Linked DNA regions of Mus musculus: region 1 is linked to region 2. The links are chromatin loops, found by intact Hi-C in ENCODE. Cell type or tissue: left cerebral cortex. All regions are shown on one strand. Links, peaks and the distances in the headings refer to the core of each region. The heading gives the core; the rest is flanking DNA.

Region 1 (5,464 bases), core at 215-5,214, 220 kb before region 2:
TTGGTTTTTGTCTTGTTTTGTTGTTGTTTGGGAGTTTTTTGTTTGTTTCTTTGTTTGTTTTTGAGACTGGTTTTCACTGTGTAGCTTTAGCTGGTCTGGAGCTTGCTATGTAGATCTAGCTGGCCTTGAACTCCCAGATTATACACCTGCCTCTGGTTCCTATGTGCTGGGATTAAGGATCAGCACCAACATACCTGTTAGTGACCTTTTAAAACTAAACTCAGGATTCCTGGAACTGACTTCTATCATGAGTTGAGCTGCTTTGTTGTTTTCAGGGTTAACCATCCAGATGAAGTTTTCTCCCAGAGTATGTCATGTGTAGAGGGTTATCTTTTGCAAATTATAATCTACATGTTTTAAATTCATTACACAAATTCAAACCAAATGTACAAAAAGACAATAGAGGAATACCTTTTAAGGACGTATGCCTTGTATTAAGAGATTGTCTCCATCTTTTCTCTGCAAACAATAAAGTTTGCTACAATGACTTCTTTGTTTGCAACTAGAACAGCCAGTTCTACAGCAATCCCTGCCCTTCCTACTACTTTCTTGTATTCTTTGTTCCCCAGAAGTCAATGAATACCTTACATGACTAGGCAAAGCCAGCCTGGCTTCTTAGCTTCTCTCCAGTAGTCACTTAGGAAAGGCACCCCCAGTTTGGCACTTCACAAGGTACATTCTGTCAACTTTCTTCTTTTAAAGGAACTAGAGTTTTTGTTTTAATGACTTTCCTTTTAAGATCTCTTAAATATTCAGAAGTCCCTTTGTAGGATAGAGGTAATCGCTCATTCCATGAGAAGCCTCCCTCCCCTACTCAATACCTGCTAGAGTTACTAAAGAGTACTACGGAGTATATAGACCTTGCTCAGATCAGGCAAAATGCTTCTACCTAGAAAGGTACTTGTCATTCAATTCCAAGCCAAGGGCTTTGGACCTATGTATACGAACATAGATCAGGAGGCTTCATTTTGTATCAGTATATCTTGAACTATTAGTGTAAATCCAAAGTATCTAAAGCTGTTCAAAACATGAAATAACCCTGTGTCCATCTTCTGTGCCTAGCAGGACACATGTGGAACTGTGTCTATGTCCCATCCTTCTCTTCTGTCTTTATTACTATCCTTTCTCCCCACATTCCCAGGCTTATGGCCATCCAGAATTTTTGGCTAAACCCAGCCCTTCCCAGCTACTTCTGTTTAATGAGATGTATTTGGTAACATTCTAGGCTAATCACACTCATAGATACTTACAACAGACTCTTTCTTTGTCAAATTTATTCATATTTTTCAGGCAAAACAAAATAATGAAATACCTTGTAGAAAGAGGTAACACATTTCTAAACCACTTACCGTAATGATAGGTGGCTCATTAGGAAGGTCAGAATGAAAGGTTACTTCTTCAACGCTTATATCCTGCTTTAACATGTGATATGGTAAAAAAAAAATGCCATTCAAAATGAAACATCTTTTAAAGTTACCTTAAGAACAAATGTGCAGTAGGCAGTCTGACAATCTGAGTTTAATACTTAAGACCCACATAATGGAACAGGAGAACGGGCTTACTCATGTTTTCCTCTTACTCATGAATGGTGCTCACATTCACACACATATACCCAGGATAAATAATAAGTAAAATAACTTCTTTCAATTTAATAAAAATTTAAAAAGAATATACATGGTAAGACCATTGTAATTTACTTTGTAATTTTCTGTCAATGATTTGGATTTTAATTAAGTTAATTAAGGGCCTTTAAAAATAACTGAAATCATTTGAATATATTTGTTTGGTATCATTGTTTCCTAGAAAGAACTGACCCCTGCTCTTCTGTTGAAAGGTGGTATTACTTTAACTAATGTATTTAATCCCACTGGATGCCATTTTTACTTTCACTACAGTTTTCTTTGGCTGGAAATTATGCTGATTTACTGACTGTGAAAGTCAAAATAAGGTGACATCAACTCTGATTAGTGAAGTGAAAAGTAGTTCCTTTACTCCTTGAAAACAGTGTGGTGCTATCTACTACACATTCATTCTCTTATTAGGAAATAAAAGGTAAAACTAATTTAAGAATATTTGTACACCGGCTCTCACAGGCATGCTATTTGCAAGAGGGAAGAACCCAGTTCATGTCTTCGATTTTACTGCAAGTAGAAAAATATAAAAGACTTCTGTACTTTACTCTGGTACTATCCTTGTCTGCCCCACTCTCCAATAATATTTTAACTATTAGGCAAGTCTGCTGTAACTTTTCAAGGCCAAGGCCAGAATACAAACAACACCAGGCATAACAAAGCCAAGTATTTAATACTTGCAAACTAGAATAAGAAATCATTAAATCAAAGGAGTTCACTGTGGTTTAGATATAAAACATTCCTTTAAGACTCACATGCTACCGGCTTGGTACTTAATGCAACAGTCCAGAGGTAAGAGTCTGAGTAGTGATCAGATCATGAGCATGCTAATCTTATCAATGGATTAACCATGGAAGAATTCCTATCTGAACAGACCTTTTGGAGACAGAGCCTATTTAAGGAGGAAGTAGGTCACTTGTCCTTAAAGAAAGGCAGATCTTGTTTTTGTCTATGGTCAAGAGCATGCTCCCTCACCCCAGTCTCTTCTTTCTCCCCCATCTCACTCTTCGTTCTGGTTACTATGAAGTGAGCATTCTCTGCCAAAGATTCCCATTGCCCTAGTAGCCTGCCCAGGGTGTCTAAAGAGATAAAGGTGGGAACATCTGAAGTCTGAAGACAAATCACACTTCCCTCCTTACAGTTTATTTCTCAGGTGTTTTGTTAATTAAACTCTTAACAAATGAATTTTGACTTCTGGTTGGGAACATGGCAGTGTATGAAGCTCTCAAACCTCTAGCTCAGGGTCAGTCTTTTCCCTCCCAGCTCTAGAATCATTCTGCAATGCAAAGAGGCAGTCATTTACCTGCACAAAAACTGCAGCTTGTGTGTCTAAGCTCTGTCTTGTTCCTCTGGCATCCAGCCATATTTGGCTGTTTGTCTTGGATTTGACACAGTAAGAAGGCCCAGAAAGCAGCTAGGTCAAGAATTTTAGAAACAATCTAGAAGTGACTGACAGACAAGGGTACCCTCCATGGGTCCATTCATGCCAGATTGGGGAGTAACCAGAAGAGGATACAAGGAGGTCTCACAAGGTCAGGGAGGATCTCCACTCCCCTGTAGATGGCAGTCAATGATGATGATTCAGAGTGCTGAGTCAAACTCAGCTCTAAATTCTGTTTCCATCACTTATTAGCTAAGTAAGAGAACTTTCAGAAGTTATTTGGTAACTTCCCCTAGCACAGAGAACTGGAACAATAAGGAAATAGTAGATTTTCACATCACATGCTTAGGAGGCCTCCTGGCCTGTAGAAATACTTCTCAAAGCTTAACCATTCTTATTCTTTTAACTCTAAAGCTCAGTGTAGTGCTTTTCATGACCTCAGAGGCTTAAGAAAAGCCATACAGTGGTAATGTAGATGAGAATAATTTGTCTATTTATTGCTTTTTTTGTGTGCTGTAAATGAAGTAGTTTTTAAAGCCAGCACCAAGAGGGAATGGGTAGACTTACTTTTCATACTTATCTTACCAACCATGCTAAGAAGCGTGTGAGAACTAATTAAGGAAGAACAAATTTACGGAGTTAAGATTCAATAATTCAGAGTCTTAGCTTTTGATGTTGGTAAAGATCTGCTGCAAAGGTCCAGAGACTGCTTGCTGGGGTAGACTTGGAAAGTCAAAACAAGCAACTCCACTTTTAGAAACAACTCTTATTCTGTAGGCTCATATAAGGGTCGGAGTTGAGTGGGGATCAGGCACTAATGTGTAAGGAACTAACTTACTTTACAACTGTTCACTGTTCTTACATTATTCAAGGTGATTTATTCCAAATGATTTATTGGACCTATTGTGCCAGGCTCTGAAGACAGAATCAGCAGTCATAGTGTATCCTGTCAAAAGGATGAATGAGGATGGAGGCAGAGGCCATTCTGGAAGGGATCTGTATGCCACCCAACTGAGGAGCCTCAAGGCAATGAGGATCCAAGGCAGGAGCCCTTTTTGTGACAGGTCATTCAGGCTTTCTCTACCTACTGAGCTTACTAGATCCATATAGACAAAAATCTCCATTTTGAGAAACATCTTAAGAATCCCCATTATCATTTAATTATTCTATTCAGTATCAATCTCCATTTTACTTTTATCTTACCTGTATCAACCTCTTATCTATTGCCTTGTTACTGTCTCATTCAAAACATTTTTTCCCCACATAGAACTATGTGAGGATTTTATTATCTTTAAAAGCAAAAGAAAATTTTATTATAGTTATCAATTTAAAAATCCTAACATCTATCTCCTGTCACATTTTCCCTGAGAAACTAAACTGAAGAATGTATTAAGCTAAGAAGAAAAAAAGAAAGAAAACACCAAAGAAAAGGTGATATATGCGTGTGACCCTGGACTGTGAGTTTGAGAGCTTCATACACTGCCAAGTTCCCAACCAGAAAATCATTAACAGCCAATGGAACATCCAGGTTAGTAACTAAGCATTGATGAGCCAAAATTGATATAAACATATGAAATGATGTAGAACTTCAGCTGCTGTAGCAGTTAGAAGCATACCTAGGCCGAAGTTGGTTAATAATCTGACCACATCATAGATCTGTTCCTATAAGTAATTTCTGTTTGCTTTGTTTGTTTGCTTTATGCTTTTTCTCAGTGTAACAGCCCTGACTGTCCTGGACTCAATTTGTAGACAAGGCTGGCCTCGAAATCACAAAGATCTGCCTGCCTCTTCTTCCCCAATGCTAGTATTAAGGGCATAAACTACAACACCTGGCCTTTCTATATGTACTTTTGATTGACCTTAGAGGCTCATTCTTTTTCTTCTTGCTGACACATTGGAAAGCTAAGGGACCACAAGGAAGCATATTTTACCACAGGGTGTTCCCCACTAAGCCACCTGTTTTTCCCCCTACATGAGAAACCTTTCCACAGTGAGGTATACGTGAGACAAGCTGGGAATAACGGAGCTTCCCCAGGAGGCGTGTTTTGAAGCCACCCATGATTCTAAAATCCAAATCCTATCTTTGTGATTGCTTTGCACAGTCAACAGGGTCCTATATTACTCATGCTATGGTGGTGGCCCAAACTCCCAATGTGACAGAGACATGTTTATATAATACCCAGAAAGTTCTTTAAGGAATTGTTAAGCTATATAAAGGAATTCAAATCTGGCTCTCCCTTATACTGACTATGTGTTGTACACACTGTTCATCTCTTGTGCATCAACTCCCTCTTTTCAAAAGCAGAGGTATAAATCCACTTTTCTCACAGTGTTGTTCTGAAGATTTAATGAATACATTGAATTATTTATAAAATGGGATGGAAGAGAAATAAGCTCAAATGACAAACATATCTTTAAGAATACAATGTTTAAAGATTTTAATTGAGTGACA
Region 2 (5,464 bases), core at 161-5,160:
GGAATTCTAAAGGGTCAACTCTTTACAGCATGTATTGACCCCAATTAAAAACCTTGAGGAGAATTATGAAAAAGTTGGTTTTAAAGCAGAAATTCAGTGTTATAGTAAAAAAAATCAAGGTGATATTTCTAAAGAACATTAACATATGGCTGTATGCGTATATCCAATAATTTCTAAATGCTAATACATTTAAATAATGTGTGTATATGTGTTGGGGGTGCTTAAATACATTGTAAATACATGTTAGTAAGTTTACTGAATAGAATAACTATGAAAACAATGCTTATAAGAACAAAAATGATGAATCAGGCAGTGGGCAGAGACAGTAAAAATGTAAATTCTAATAAATCAGGAAACAGAAGAAGAAAATGGTGGGTAAATTCAATCTGTGACATTAATAATAATTTTTATGTTAAAGAAATATACTAACAACCAAGAGCAGTTAAAACTTTAGACTTATCTAGTTAACTAGTGGACAGTTTTATTATGTTATGTTATGTTGTTATTTATTATGCTCTCAGTGACTATGGGCCAAGTGATTGAATATTAGAAACTTCTCTGCCTCCTAGAAGCCATGCATTCATTTTATAATAGCTTTTATTTTAGTAACTTAGATGTTCAGCACAGACTACAGAACTACAAACAAGAAGTTACTTTCTTTTCTTAGCAGCTGAAAATAAATTATCTTTTTCTAATGACCTGAACATTTAGGTCTGATCATACCAGAATTTGGGGGAGGGAATAATAAATCATAAATGTCCTGATTAAACAATCTGGTGGAGACTCATTTAACTAATGCTAAGCCTCAGTGGTGCCATTAAGACACCCTTCTGGAAGAGGCTTAGGCCTGGCTATCTTTTAGCAAAGCAATGGATCCTTCTGTGATATAGAGTTGAATATTCAAACATTCTTTGTGTAATTTTTTCTTGCTCAGTGTCTTGATGGGCCAATTTGAGAAGTTAAGAGTGATTGCCTTTGTCTACTTAATATGTGATATTTCTGAAAGTCCTTCAGCATATGATTTTTATCTTAATTCTAGAAGATTAGACAGAATTGTACTGTCACCATATCCATTATAAAAAGCATTGCAAAGATACAGCAAATATTTCTTACGAAATTATTCTTGCCACAAAAACTCAAGTGTACTTTGGAGATTGCTTCTTACTGGGGCTACCACTTATCAGTATAAATAGAGGGGTCAATAGAACTGACTACAGTCTATCTGACTATTTCTAACTATATCTGACTATTTCTAACTATAGGTCTCATGGGGATGTTAGTGCATTTTAATTGGTGCTTTTTTATTAATTTAGTTTTATTTACTCTTTTATATAGGTAGGATAAAACCCCTAGGTATCCTTACATAATGAGGAAGTGCCAAGCATGTTTACGGATATATATATATATATATATATATATATATATATATATATTCCTCAAAACATAAAAAAAAAACCTCTTAGACTTGCCTGAGACAAGGTAGAGACATGAACAATTAAAAAATAGTCTGATAACATTTCACTTTCCCATTGTATGAGAGTGTTCACTTTTATTACCTTTTGGTTTATATTAACAGAATCACATTAGTAGTGATTTAAACTCAGAAACTTCTGTGGCTTTGTTCAAAATTAAAGGAGTATCATAATATCTATTCAATAAACATGATTCTAGAAAAATGTAGTTGAAATAGATTCTATATTAATCCTCTGGTAGGGCAAGGGATAAGTTTTATTGGAAAATAGGTAATTACCTCTAGATTCAGAAATTATTAATTGCTGGAGTCATGGGTACTGATAAAGGGTGGATATTGTTCCATTAAGGGATTAAGACATATATCAGTAAACTGGTTTATCCATGATCCTATGGTTAGCTACTGAGGCTATAAAAACTTTCCTCTAACTCTAGAATAGTTATGATCACTGTAGTTGCTTGTTGAATTTTTTTAAAACGTGAATCAGCATTCTGAGTTTAAAAACCTCAACTATATGTGTGGTGGGGAAAGGGATTCAGATTTCTAAAATACATAATGCAAATTATAGTTTAGAGGGAAAAAAATCAATGAGTTGTTTCTAAATATGATCCATACTTGCTGCCCCAGGCTCTGCTAAAAATGGATTGCCAAGAGTTAGTGGCACATCTTATCCAAGAGGCTGTTATTCTGACTTCAGCTGTGAAACTTGGAAGAAGCTGGAGGGAACTTGCTGAGAAATCTGCAGGACTCACTAAGCATCAGATGCAGGCATATGAAATTCCTCACCGAGGAAAATCTGGAGATGTTTCAGCAGAGGTAAGATTTTCATATATTCCATTGAATGCTGACTGACTACAGGCAAGTAAAGAAAATGCGAACTAGTCTTCTCCATATTCATGAATAAATGAAAGAACATTCAGAAAGACCTACTAACTGAGGTTACCATCTAGATAATACTTTTGGACATGTCTGAAATATATCATACTTATAAAAAGCTCATTCATGTTTCTCTCGTTGGATTTCATATTAACATAGCTTTTGATTAAATTAATCTATTACATCAGGACAATGAGGACACAAGTCCACAAGAATGGAAGTCATAAAATAGGTTGAAGTCAAACAATAATATCAATTAAGTCAACCAACACAAGATATACTAATCAACATCACTATACAAACTTAATCATTTATGACAAATCATAAATGATTAATGATGAATATGAGGAGGGTGGATGATTTGGGGCCCCTAGAAATGACTGACAAGAGTCATGTCACCTCTGGGAATTCTATGCACAATAAGAACTATAAATTCCATACATAGAACAAAAGCATTTAATACAAAGATATTTATCAGAAAACCTTGAAAAAAAACAAAAAAAAAAAAAAGAAAAGAAAACCTGTTCGTACCAGGTTTATGTGGATTCTGCTATGCACAGAGCATACACATATTTCTTTAGATTTCCTTAAAAGTGATTTGATCTAATTTTCATTGAATTAAATAAAAATATTTACAGTGATGAAATATTTTTTAAAGTTAAAATATTTTTAAAATGTTAAAACTTTTTCAAGAGATTTTAGTTAAAGTCAATTTCTGTTTTGAGATGGTGATGTTAGAAGCACCAGCTGCATGTTCTTTGTCATTTTGAGTCATACACGTGATATTTACTTTGGAGATTCCTCTTCCTACTGTAAAGCCACAGTTCTGTTGGGTGACCAGGTTGCAGACTTTCCAGGAGGTGTTCAGTCAGTTAAATCAGTTAATGCCTTCCGGCAGCTGTCAGCTGGACAGCTGCTGAATCCCTGAAACTCAGCCCACAGGCAAAGACTTGTAAACAAAACTCTATCTAGGAGAGACCAGAGACTGGACACATATGCCTTACTTATGAGCTGCATGTATACCTGTAACCCTAGAAAGGAATTACAGCCTATTAATGAGCAGACTCTAGCATGAACATAGCACACAAGACGAACTTACATGTTTTCTAAGTGAGTTGAAAAATCAGGCTGAGAAAAGAGTATTATGAGAATTATGCTGCTGTGGTCCTGGCATTTCAGTTAACCAATTAAAAAGCTGTCTAATTTAAAGCTTTACTTCTTTTGTTTGTAATAGGGCTTTTTTTTTTTAAGAATTTTGTTTAGACTTACTGGAGAGCTATTTACCCTGCCAGCCCTCCTAAGCATCTGGATTCTCTCTAATTGTGTTTATTGTTTGTCTAAAATCTTGACACAGGCCTATTTTCCATTATTTACTTTCACCCAGCCCAAATCATAAGTGCCTAAGTCTATGTCTAAGGCTGATAAAATCTTGTCATAAGCAAAAGAAAAAGCCCCTAGATGTTTTCTAGAGGCAACAATTCAATTCCTTGTAACTAATACTAACAGCTAGTATCTGACACATGTTATAACCTAGGTAAACTCCAGAGCATTTTGTCCTGAAGCCACTTTAAATGTCCTATAGACAAATTTTACCAGTTAGGCCACTTAAAGGGGCAATGTATGCTCATTTCCATATCCTTAAAATGTCCTTGAAGAGTTTTATTCTCCTTGAAAGGAGAAGGATCTTAAACATGACCATTTTGACAAGTCAGTAGCTGATTTATGAACAGTTCTGAGTGAAAGTGCTGTGGGTTACCTGGCTTTGGGCAAGGAAACACCACTTTAGTGTTTCTTCACTACTTTCCTTTTATCCGGTCATTCAGTCTGGCACGAGATTTCCCGGGATGTCAATACCCACACTTGCCCTGTTTCCCTCCTTTTCAACTTGTTTTTCTTCTTTTTGTTTATTTTTAATATGTTCTGCAATTACTTGGCACTTATCTGGATTGGGTACTGTTTTAGGAATAATATAAGAAGTATGGTATTTAAAGTAACAAAACATATGAGGGCCACAAAAAATTCACCCAGCATGTAGACTACTAGAATTAACATGTCCTAAAGCTAACTGTGCAACAAAGACCTTTTGCTTCAAGACTGAGCATTCAACTCTGCACTTGGAATCCAAGATGGTGTGTTCAGGGCTGGAGGATTAGTCTACTCGCTTCCTCTTTCCTTTTTTATTTTCCTTTTTTCAAGAGACATTAATGTGGTGGGGGATTAACTTAGAAACTCATAAAATTAGTGTAGGGAAAGAAACCAGTTGATAGAACCACTGGAAGACCCTCCTTCTGGCCACAGAACCTGTGTGAGGGAAAAACCACAGTCTTCAGAAGTGAAAGAAAGGTATTACTTCACTGACTCTAATGACCTAGGGCTACAGCTTTCCCATCCCTCTGGCCTACTTCTCTTAGTAATCTCTATTTCTACCTCTGACTGTGCCCCTGGTACAGTTCTGTCCTCTGTAATACAGAACCTGGAAATATCAGCTGGTTTTCCCAGTACTCAGTTGAGCAATAATGGGATTGTGTCACTTCCAAAATTCACCTGATTTTTATCAAGCCTCAAGCTGATTGAAGAAGGGAGATACCGAATGTGCCTTTCACATGCATTTTAATGCTTTTGACCATTCAGTCTTCCTTTCTAAGTGAAGGAAAAGTCTTTCTTTGGAGAATTCTGAGAATATCACTTTTTTTTTTTAAAAAATAAAGAACAACTCAAATTATCTTCTAAGTTACTACAACTACTTTATTAATGAAAAACCATAATGTTTAGAACCAACCAAATGGATATAAGCAAAACACATTTTAAAAATTATTTTGTAGGTTTTTAAAAGGCTTGGTTTTATATTATGCATATGAGTGGATGTTTTGCCTGTATGTTTGTCTATGCACCAAATGCGTGTCTGGTGCCTGTGGAAGCCATATTTGGTATCAGATTCCCTGGAACTGACCTTTACAGATTATTGTCAATCTCCAGGTGGGTGCGGGGAATTGAACCTGTGTCCTCTGTAAGAGAAGTCAGTGATCTTAACTGCTGAGCTATCTCTTTAGCCCATGGGAAACATATTTTAAAGAAAAATGTTTCCTTCAGAAAATATGTTTATACTATACAAAGAGG

What was found. Hi-C counts contacts between places; a loop is a spot of excess contacts. Peaks named below come from ENCODE experiments on the same cell type or tissue, not always from the same donor. Only the 100,000 strongest peaks of a DNase experiment are listed, where the experiment ranks them.
Region 1: it touches region 2 in a loop (2.1-fold over the local background); 2 of 42 quality-filtered maps call a loop at or near these places.

Annotation. Positions count from the first base shown.
Region 1 is chr12:119,227,515-119,232,978 of GRCm38, forward strand. All of the region lies in intron 1 of Itgb8 (integrin beta 8), which reads right to left. Among named protein-coding and RNA genes, the nearest start is that of Itgb8, 8.0 kb to the right of the region's middle. In left cerebral cortex, for the core only: a CTCF peak has its summit at 3,225 (motif pointing right); no DNase peak of the experiment used is centred there.
Region 2 is chr12:119,448,147-119,453,610 of GRCm38, forward strand. It overlaps Macc1 (metastasis associated in colon cancer 1), which reads left to right. Exons shown (of 4, transcript NM_001163136.1): 3 at 2,099-2,287. Among named protein-coding and RNA genes, the nearest start is that of Macc1, 7.5 kb to the left of the region's middle. In left cerebral cortex, for the core only: no CTCF peak of the experiment used is centred there; a DNase peak (open chromatin) is centred at 2,177.